Linked DNA regions of Homo sapiens: region 1 is linked to region 2. The links are chromatin contacts, found by Hi-C or POLR2A ChIA-PET in ENCODE. All regions are on one chromosome and are shown on one strand. Each heading gives the region's core, a stretch centred on a gene start or an enhancer-like site at or near the end of the contact. The rest is flanking DNA. Distances are from core to core; before and after follow the strand shown.

What was found. Hi-C counts contacts between places; a loop is a spot of excess contacts on that map. ChIA-PET counts read pairs that join two places held with the same protein, here RNA polymerase II (POLR2A).
Region 1: a map of endothelial cell of umbilical vein shows a loop between it and region 2 (4-fold over the local background). The contact joins two enhancer-like sites. A Hi-C loop is called at or near these places in 1 of 168 maps with a recorded cell type or tissue (endothelial cell of umbilical vein). POLR2A ChIA-PET finds 5 or more read pairs at or near these places in 2 of 52 experiments (WTC11 and endothelial cell of umbilical vein).

What each region holds. Positions count from the first base shown.
Region 1 is chr10:4,812,467-4,817,285 of GRCh38, reverse strand. No RefSeq gene overlaps it. Among named protein-coding and RNA genes, the nearest start is that of AKR1E2, 11 kb to the left of the region's middle. RefSeq lists enhancers at 1,722-1,771, 1,208-1,855. Within about 2 kb of position 1,870, at least 10 of the 41 ENCODE cell types and tissues checked have a DNase peak (open chromatin) inside an H3K27ac peak, as active enhancers do; they include endothelial cell of umbilical vein, where a contact is called at or near this core.
Region 2 is chr10:4,724,406-4,729,218 of GRCh38, reverse strand. The region is part of intron 2 of LOC105376375 (a long non-coding RNA gene); the gene reads left to right. Among named protein-coding and RNA genes, the nearest start is that of MANCR, 49 kb to the right of the region's middle. Within about 2 kb of position 3,063, at least 6 of the 41 ENCODE cell types and tissues checked have a DNase peak (open chromatin) inside an H3K27ac peak, as active enhancers do; they include endothelial cell of umbilical vein, where a contact is called at or near this core.

The DNA.
Region 1 (4,819 bases), core at 621-3,120, 89 kb before region 2:
CACATTCAGTGAAAAAGCAAGACGTGTGATATGGTTTGGCTTTATGTCCCCACCCAAATCTCATGTTGACTTGTAATTCCCAGTGTTGGGGGAGGGACCAGGTGGAAGGTGATTGCATCATGGGGGCAGATTCCCCCTTGCTGTTCTCGTGATAGTGAGTTCTCATGAGATCTGATGGTTTAAAAGTGTGTGACAGTACCCGCTTCCCTCTCTCTCTCTCCTGATCGGCCATGTTAAGATGTGCTGGCTTCCCCTTTGCCTTCTGCCAAGGTTGTAAGTTTCCTGAGGCCTCCCCACCCATGCAGAACTGTGAGTCAATTAAACCTCTTTTCTTCATAAATGACCCAGTGTCAGGTAGTCATTTATAGCAGTGTGAGAACAATTAATACAACGTGGAATTTGATAAATATGATACATACATTCAAACACTTAATATACTGTATATACATACACACACATATACACATATGCATACATATACAAACATACACATATGTAAATACACACATACATACATACAAATACACAGACATGGGCACATAGACATACACACAAAGATGTACTCACAGACACACAAATACACAGACACAAGTACACAGACACACACACATATACTGTATACACACACGTGCATACACATATGTAATATGCATACACATACACAGAGACACAAATAAACACAAATAGACACACATACATACACCCACATAGACACACTCACCCCAAAGACACATACACATTCATATACACACACACACCCCATCTATCTATCCATCTATGTGCTCCATATGCACAGAGAATTTTGCAGTAAATGAGAAATGTAACAGTGATTACCTACGGGAGGGAGCAGTAAAGCATAAGACAATTTTTAAAATGCTGCATGTTGTGAGACTTTTAAAACACACATGTCTTAATTTATGATTTTTAAAAACGGTTTATAAATGGAAGAAATGTGAGAAAAGACATTTTTATATTTACTTGCACAGGCAAAAAATGTAAAGCCAACATATTTTTCGGAGCCTCATTTTCTAAATAATTATCTTCTTATTGATTATTTATAGATTGATTCAGAGAAAAATCACAAATTGTAAATCAAGTTGATTAGGATGTACTTCACTTGAGCTTTGGAAATATTTTGTGAATTCATTAATTTATAAATAAAATTGAGGGAAAATAATGGTATAATTAAAAATAGTTCCTACATGTTAGTGGACAACTTGCCTTCTAAGTTAGGACTTCAAAGTTGGTGAAACCCTTGTGCGCTTTATAGATTGGTTCTTCCTGCCCTCTGGTGGCCATTAATCGTTCCTACATATTAGTGGACAACTTGCCTTCTAACGGAGGACTTCAAAGTTGGTGAAACCCTTGTGCGCTTTATAGATTGGTTCTTCCTGCCCTCTGGTGGCCATTAATCGTTCCTACATATTAGTGGACAACTTGCCTTCTAACGGAGGACTTCAAAGTTGGTGAAACCCTTGTGCGCTTTATAGATTGGTTCTTCCTGCCCTCTGGTGGCCATTAATCGTTCCTACATATTAGTGGACAACTTGCCTTCTAACGGAGGACTTCAAAGTTGGTGAAACCCTTGTGCGCTTTATAGATTGGTTCTTCCTGCCCTCTGGTGGCCATTAATCGTTCCTACATATTAGTGGACAACTTGCCTTCTAACGGAGGACTTCAAAGTTGGTGAAACCCTTGTGCGCTTTATAGATTGGTTCTTCCTGCCCTCTGGTGGCCATTAATCGTTCCTACATATTAGTGGACAACTTGCCTTCTAACGGAGGACTTCAAAGTTGGTGAAACCCTTGTGTGCTTTATAGATTGGTTCTTCCTGCCCTCTGGTGGCCATTGCTCAAAATGCAGACAGAGCTGTGTGGAGGTGAAACAATGAAACTTTTTTTGTTTTTTCGCTTTGTTTTGTTTTGTTTTTGAGACGAAGTTTCGTTATAGTCACCCAGGCTGGAGTGCAATGGTGCAATCTCGGCTCACTGCAACCTCCGCCTCCCGGGTTCAAGCGATTCTTCTGCCTCAGCCTCCCGAGTAGCTGGGATTACAGGCGCCTGCCACCATGCCCAGCTAATTTTTGTATTTTTAGTAGAAACGGGGTTTCACCACGTTGGCCAGGCTGGTCTTGAACTCCTGACCTCAGGTGATTCGCCCGCCTTGGCCTCCCAAAGTGCTGGGATTACAGGCATGAGCCACTGCACCTAGCACAATGAAACTATTAATACAGCCCAGGCAGTGACTCACAGAAGCCTGAGAAATCCTCTCAATTTCCTCATTTTAATTTTGCAACATAATCTTGCTATCTTGATTAGTCTCACTCGATATTACTGACATAAAATCGAATTATGCCATCTCAAGTATTTCAGTTATATATTAAATTATCGAAAGCTACAGTAATTTTCTGTAAAACTTTTACATGTATAGTATATTGTTAGACCTTACCACAATAAGGGGTGTTTTGCAAATAAGAAAATAAAAACACTTTTAAGTGAACTTATTTTTTTTCTTACTGTTAGGTAAGTCCTTTAAATATTCTATATTTTTGTTTCACATTACCACTCCGTATGTTCTGTCAAGTGTACACTTACTATTCAGATTCCACGAGGAATAGAGTGACTCCGAGGGAGGCTGGTACACTTAGTAAGTGGCAGGCCCAAGGGTTGGAAAACAATCTGGCTCCTGAGTTTGTGTCTAAGCTTTCCTTCTTTTAAAAATCCATAGGGTTAATTGTGAAGTAATTTTTAAGCATTTAACTAGAATGTGTTGATAATGTGCAACTTGTAAAATCTTATAAGATACAATTTTTGTTTAAGGCAATGTTTGTTTACCTTTTTTTTTTTTTTTTTTCCTGAGACAGAGTCCTGCTCTGTTGACCAACCTGGAGTGTAGTGATGGGAGCTCTGCTCACTGCAACCTCTGCCTCCCGGTTTAAGCCTTTCTCGTGCCTCAGCCTCCCGAGTAGCTGGGATTACAGGAGCATGCCACCAAGCCTGGCTAATTTTTGTATTTTTAGTAGAGACGGGGTTTCACCATGTTGGTCAGCCTTGTCTCAAACTCCTGACCTCAAGTGATCCACCTGCCTTGGCCTCCCAAAGTGCTGGGATTTCAGGCGTGAGCCACTGTGCCCGGCTGGTTTACCGTATTTTTTAATACACTAATATGTGTTAGCCTCAAAGACCTAGTTTCTTCTATAAAGTTTATAAACCAGGCTTCATGATTTTAGGGGAGATGACTTTTTAGAATATCTAAAAGGAGATGTTTCATTTTTTAAACCAAAATTTAGAAGCAGAAGCTACCTGGCACTAGTGTCCTTTTATCCATCATGAAAGTCTAGTCCCTTTGGTAGGGGACAAATGGATGCTTGTGGCTCAAGAGAAAGTAAACCCTGAGAAAGAGTTACTGAGTTAGAGTATGGTTTCAGATAAAAACGGTGATTAACTTCAGAAGATTTTTTTTATAATTATGGAACTCCAGACTAAACATTCTTAGGGTTTCTGGTCCAAAAGAGCTTCATTAAAAAAATATATATATATATACTTGGACATTCCACTGATCGCCGCTGTTTCAGGTGGGGTCATTTTAAGCTGTTAGTCATCTCTGGACCAGTCGCTGTGATCATTCCAAATGATTTCCCCCTTGAATTTCAATGACATCTATGCTGGGCTCAAGGGCTCATGCCTGTAATGCCAGCACTTTGAGAGGCCAAGGTGGGTTGATCACTTGAGACCAGGAGTTTGAGACCAGCCTGGCCAACGTGGCAAAATCCTGTCTCTACTAAAAATACAAAAAAAAAAAAATTAGCTGGGCACGTTGGCTCATGCCTGTAATCCCAGCTACTCTGGAGACTGAAGCACGAGAATTGCTTGAACCCAGGAGGCAGAGGTTACAATGAACCGAGATGACACCACTGCACTCCAGCCTGGGCAACAGAGTAAGACTGTCAAAAAAAAAAAAAAAAAGAAGAAGTCAATGACATTTGGCTTATGTATGCAACTCATACAGTGCTGACTTTAAACAGCCAGTACAGTAGGAGAAAGGGAACGACCCCCAAGAACTAGAGAAGAATCATCATCGCATAGGAGTTAAGCACATAAGCCCCATGTGTAACGGACCAGGTCAGGTGCTTGCTGAGTCACCAGTGATGCATCTGGAGATGTGTGACTCCCTGCAGCATCAAAGCAACTCCTGGGAAGTCTCACGGAGGCAGAAGAGAGACTCAGTTATAAATGCAAATGCTAAATCTGGCCGGCTGTACTGCCTATGTGAAGACCATATTAAAATAACCAGGCAACTTTTTTGATGTTAATTTAATAATAACAGCTATGCAAAATACTTAAAAACCAACTGTTTCAATTCAAGCAAGTCCCACTTCCACCCTAGGGGTGGGGTATTCTTTTTAACCCGACTTTCATGATGGATAAACCAAGGCACAGAGAAGTTCAGTAACTTTTCCAGGACTCCAGTCTCGTAAGTGACAGGGAGGACGGACTCCTGGGTCCACCCTGGCATAGAAGCATACTGTGTTATCTGTGTAACGGCCCGCCTGCCGGTGCTGCAAGCTCCCGAGGATGGGAAATGTGTGTTACCTTTCCACCGGAGGCCCAGCACCTTCATCACTGCTGCTTTCCTAGCACAGTGTGTTTGTTGGTGTGGAGGAGTGTTTAGAAGGCAGGAATTTGCTCTTTTTTTTTTACATAGCACTGCCCTGGAGACAGGGACCAGATCTTCAAGAGGGAACATTATTTATTCATCATCGATTATGGTTGCAGTGTGAAACAGAAAGAATACAGACACAAAATACACAGTACCTGCT
Region 2 (4,813 bases), core at 1,814-4,313:
TTTTTTGTGCCCAATAATTACATGGTCTTCACAATAATATTGTCATGTAGACTTTTCATCACCTCTGTTTTTCATACTGATATATATGATCTATAACAATATACCTAAGGTCAACCCATCTAAGAAAGTTAATATTGTGATCTATTGGTTTATTAGTTCCATGATGGTAGACATCATAATAGTTTTTTGAAATTACCTAAGTAAATAAACAATAAATTTGTTTTTCTAAAAAATCACTCTTAAGGTCTATTTTCTTTATAACAGTATATACAACAGAAACTTCAAACTAATACTTACAAAAAATTCAGTAATGTCTCTAAATTGCTAAGCACAAAACTGAGAAACAATGTCAGCTTGCAATGCCATTAGAAGCAATTTTATCAGCCAGTACATGTGCAGAAAGTTCCTGGAATCATTGGCTAAATGACTTGGTTTTCTTCTCATTCATACAGATGTATTAGTGGGATCAGCATTTACAAATAATAGGTGATGTAAAAATACAAAATGTAGAGAAGTGAATCTTTAATGCTTTTAGGAAAGATGATGAGTCCTACTGAACCTGAAATGAATGGTGATTATGATTTAGATAATGAGCTTCCAATAAAGTAGCCATGAGCTTCAGGCAAGTACAAGCTCTTAAGATGTGAGTGACATTAAAGACATTTCTCAAAATTTAAAGCAATGCCTCTTTTCCACTTTTAAATAATTTGAAAATATGGTAACTTTTATTAATAAATGTGTTAACAGGCTATGGGTTTATTATTATTATCACTTTAAAATGAATCAATGAATAATTATTTAAATTTTTCTCAAATTTCACTTTGAAAATGCCAAAGATTAATTGAGGTGTATTGTACATTTAAAATACACACCAGATTTCAAAGATGTAGTGTGAATAGAGGAATAAAACATATTTCATTCATAATTTTTATATTAATTACACACGCAAATGATAATTTTTGAATATATTGTTTAAATAATAGAGTTAATTTAGTTGGTTTAATTTTTTTAATGTCATTACTAGACCATTTAAAACTATTTGTATATGTCTTGCTATATTTCTATTGGCAGTAGTGGTGTAGACAACTGGTTAATAAAAAGTGTAGATTTTTTAAAAATTCGACCCCGCACAGTTTTTTTCATATATTAGCTCCACTTTGATAGTCAATATGAAACTTACCCAATTGTCCCATGGAACTGATGTTTACATTTTTTAAAAGAAACATAGAAATGGACACTCCCAGTCTTAAAACTCGAGAAGCTTACATTTGTCTTATCTGAGTTTCTTTCTCAGGAAACCAACCTTTAGGCCCACTGATGATATAAAGAAACTGAAATTCACCAGATCATTCCATCTGGAGAATGAGACCACAGCCTCCTCACTCATCTTGATTGCCAAACGAATCACACGTTGCCTGCTGACCAACTACTCGTCCTTACCCCTCCCTAATTGCTGTTTTTCTGCAGGTAGTACATTTCTTCTTTGCTATATAAATCTCCAATTTTAGTTGGTTGAGGAGACAGATTTGAGTGTGATCTGTTCTCCTTGGATGCTGCACCTGATTATAGCCCTCTTCCCTGGCAATACTCATTGTCTCAGTGATTGGCTTTCTGTGTGGCAAGCAACTGACCTACAGCACAACCCTGGTGTCGGGGTAACAAAAGTATTCTTGGAAAGGAAGGCGCTGATTTGCAATTAAGCTGTTTCTCATATGGCAACTCTGTATGGTATTTTCCACCCTGTTTAGAAGCTGTGTTTTATTTAATAATGGAAAACAAGTATTCCTCAAAATTTTCCCCGTAAATGGGCTTTCAAATGAATAGAATACTGGTCCTTTTTGAAATTGTGTGAAGATTCTTACATAATGCTTTATTCCATGTTTCTATGATTTAAAATTATGTTTCCAATTCCAATGGTTAAACACAACTTACTTACATACTCCCTACTGTCTGCTTTACACAAACTATTTCTTAATACTGCGGTTGACTGTAACATACTATTTGTATGCTTATACATTTGTTAAACAGCTCAGAATAAAACCCGGATATTTGAATATCTACCCCAAATATAAAAGTAGTATTTTGAGCAGAAACCTGTGATTTTTAACTGCCAACACTATAGTTATTCTTAAATAAAAGATAACATCTTTAAAAATAAACAAAATATGTTAATTTTAAACAGTAAAGGACATCAAAAAAATTTAATAAAAATGATTCTTTATGAATTTCTTTACTATTTATTATTTTTAAGATTCATATCCTGTGTTTGAACTCAACAACTTTTGGACTGGGTTAAGATATATCGTTAAATTCGGCTAAAGCAGTGTTGTCAGATGTTTAGGATTCATATAAATTATTACCCTCTAGTTTATTATCTTCAAATCTTTCTTCAATTATTGAAGAGTTTCATTTAAAATATATTAGAAATAATTTAAAAAGTATATATTTTATATTATATAGTATCACAATTATGAACTTAGAATTACAAAATTAAATTAAAAATCCAGATAATGTTTTCTATGCATGAAAATGTAAAATTTTGGAAATTTATTTTAAAATTCTCATATAATTTACTAAAAACCAATAATAAAAGTGAATGTTTCTAACTTAATGCAACTTACAAAATGTGAAATATTTTATCATAAGTGCCCTCACAATCGACTACTCTCAGGATGGCTAAATTGAACGTATCTCAAAAGTCAAGGTTGGTTAATCTGGCAATGTACTTTTGAACTTGGGAAATATAAGGCAGTTGAAAAATAAATGGCTTAAATTTTTACTTTCCTGATCCATAGCTGAAGTATTTCCATGGCTGTATGGGGATGTCATGTTTGAAAATGTTAAATTGAAGCAAGGTCTTGTGTTAGCACAGTGTATTTGAGGATTTATCATCTATTAAGGACAGACATTTACATATTTGAAAATGTTGATCTACGTGCACATAGCTTGTTTAAATTTGTGAATCACCTCTGCAATGAAATAAGTATAAAGACCTACAGTGTGATCTAATGTTAGAATGAGTCATAGTGGAATTATGTAGTCAAAGCAAACAGTGAAAAGACACACAATAATGTGGAAAGAAATAATGACATATTACTGAATAGTTAGACTTTGAACTTTAAAATAGATATCTGCTAGATATCATTCTAGGGCAAAGCCAACTATGAGAGAGTCATTTTTCTTTAAAAGGAGCTCTTTGTGGAGGCTAAATATAATTACTATTGTGTGATTTATAGACAGCTCTCGAGCAATGTGGATATTTTTATTCCTCTCTCTCTGAGTCTGACTGTTCACTGTTGTTACCTATTTGGATAAAATATCATTTTGAAGTTTGGCCTCTTTAAAAATTCTCTAGATCTACTGGTATAATTTTAATTTGGGACTCTGAATTTTATCACATGAAATTCTAAAAAACAACTATATTCTCAGTGGTCAATTTTCTTATATTACTTCAAAAAGAGAGAAGCTTTGAGTGAAATCCTCTTTACAGAAAGACAGTCTAAATTAGAGCTGCCTCTGTTTAAAGAAAAGTTTTCTTGGTTAATAGTGTTTATAGTATGTAATATGATCTAGCATGTGGTTTTTGTTTAATAAGAATATTTAAATATTAAGTTAATTCAGTATCTAACAATATATGTACGTGGGGACAAAATAATAAGAAAAAATATAGAATGTATAATACAAAAAGAGAATCTTTTTATGTGTCAAAAATGTGTATTCAGGAAATTGTTTTTACATTCTTTAAAACAACTGTTAAGTAGACAGAAATAACAAGATTAAGAAAATATCTATTTATGAGCCAGTATTCAAAAACAAACCACTAAGTGAAAATAGTTATACAGTTTTTAATAAATCTGAAAAAAACCTGTATGGTAAAAACTTGATTTTCTTATCACATTTGCACCCTTTCAAATACATAGATTTATTTCAGTAAACTTATTAGAGGAATGTTGACAATAAAGACATTCTACCTAAAATTATGCAACACGAGATATATAAAAACATGGATAGATGCATGAAACATTATGGATAGTAAAGGATATTTGAAAATGAAACGTTATGGGCAGTAAGAAATATTTGAAAAAAAAGAGAGATTAATGAGAGAAATTTTACCACTAAATATTAAAACACAATTAACCTCTAATAACTACTACTTTTATTAGTGTTGATCTGGTAAAAGAACATAAGACATTGTGTGGCAAAGTTGAGTCCCCAAAACTATCTGTAAGAATTTAATATATGATAACATTGCATTACAAATCAAGGGAAAGCATTGGTGAAAGAACGCAACTCAAAAACATATTTCGATTATTTTTTACTGCCTAAATTTTTAGGAAAAATTTAAAAACTGCATGTTTTATATTATGTACTATCACAGTTATGGACTTTAGAATTATAAAATTAAATGAAAAATCCAGATAATATTTTCTATGGATAAAATGTAAAATTTTGGAAATTTATTTTAAAATTGTCATATAATTTACTAAAAATCCTTAACTAATAAAAATGAATGTTTCTAACTTAATGCAACTTACAAAATGTGAAATTTATCATAAGTGCCCTCACAATCCACTTCCAAAATTCCAGGTGGATTTCACACAAATTTCACGATGAGATAAACGAAAGGAAAAGAATGAAGAAGTAGGAAAATAATAGAGAGAAAGGATGAAGAAAGTGAAGTAGTTAGGGGCAAATTTATGACTACAAGTTATGGATTTAGCTAGGCTTAGAAGCTAAAAGCAAAGATTACAAAATAAAATATTTTAGATTTGAGGGCATAAAATGTAAATATTTTTGGTCATTAAAAACACAA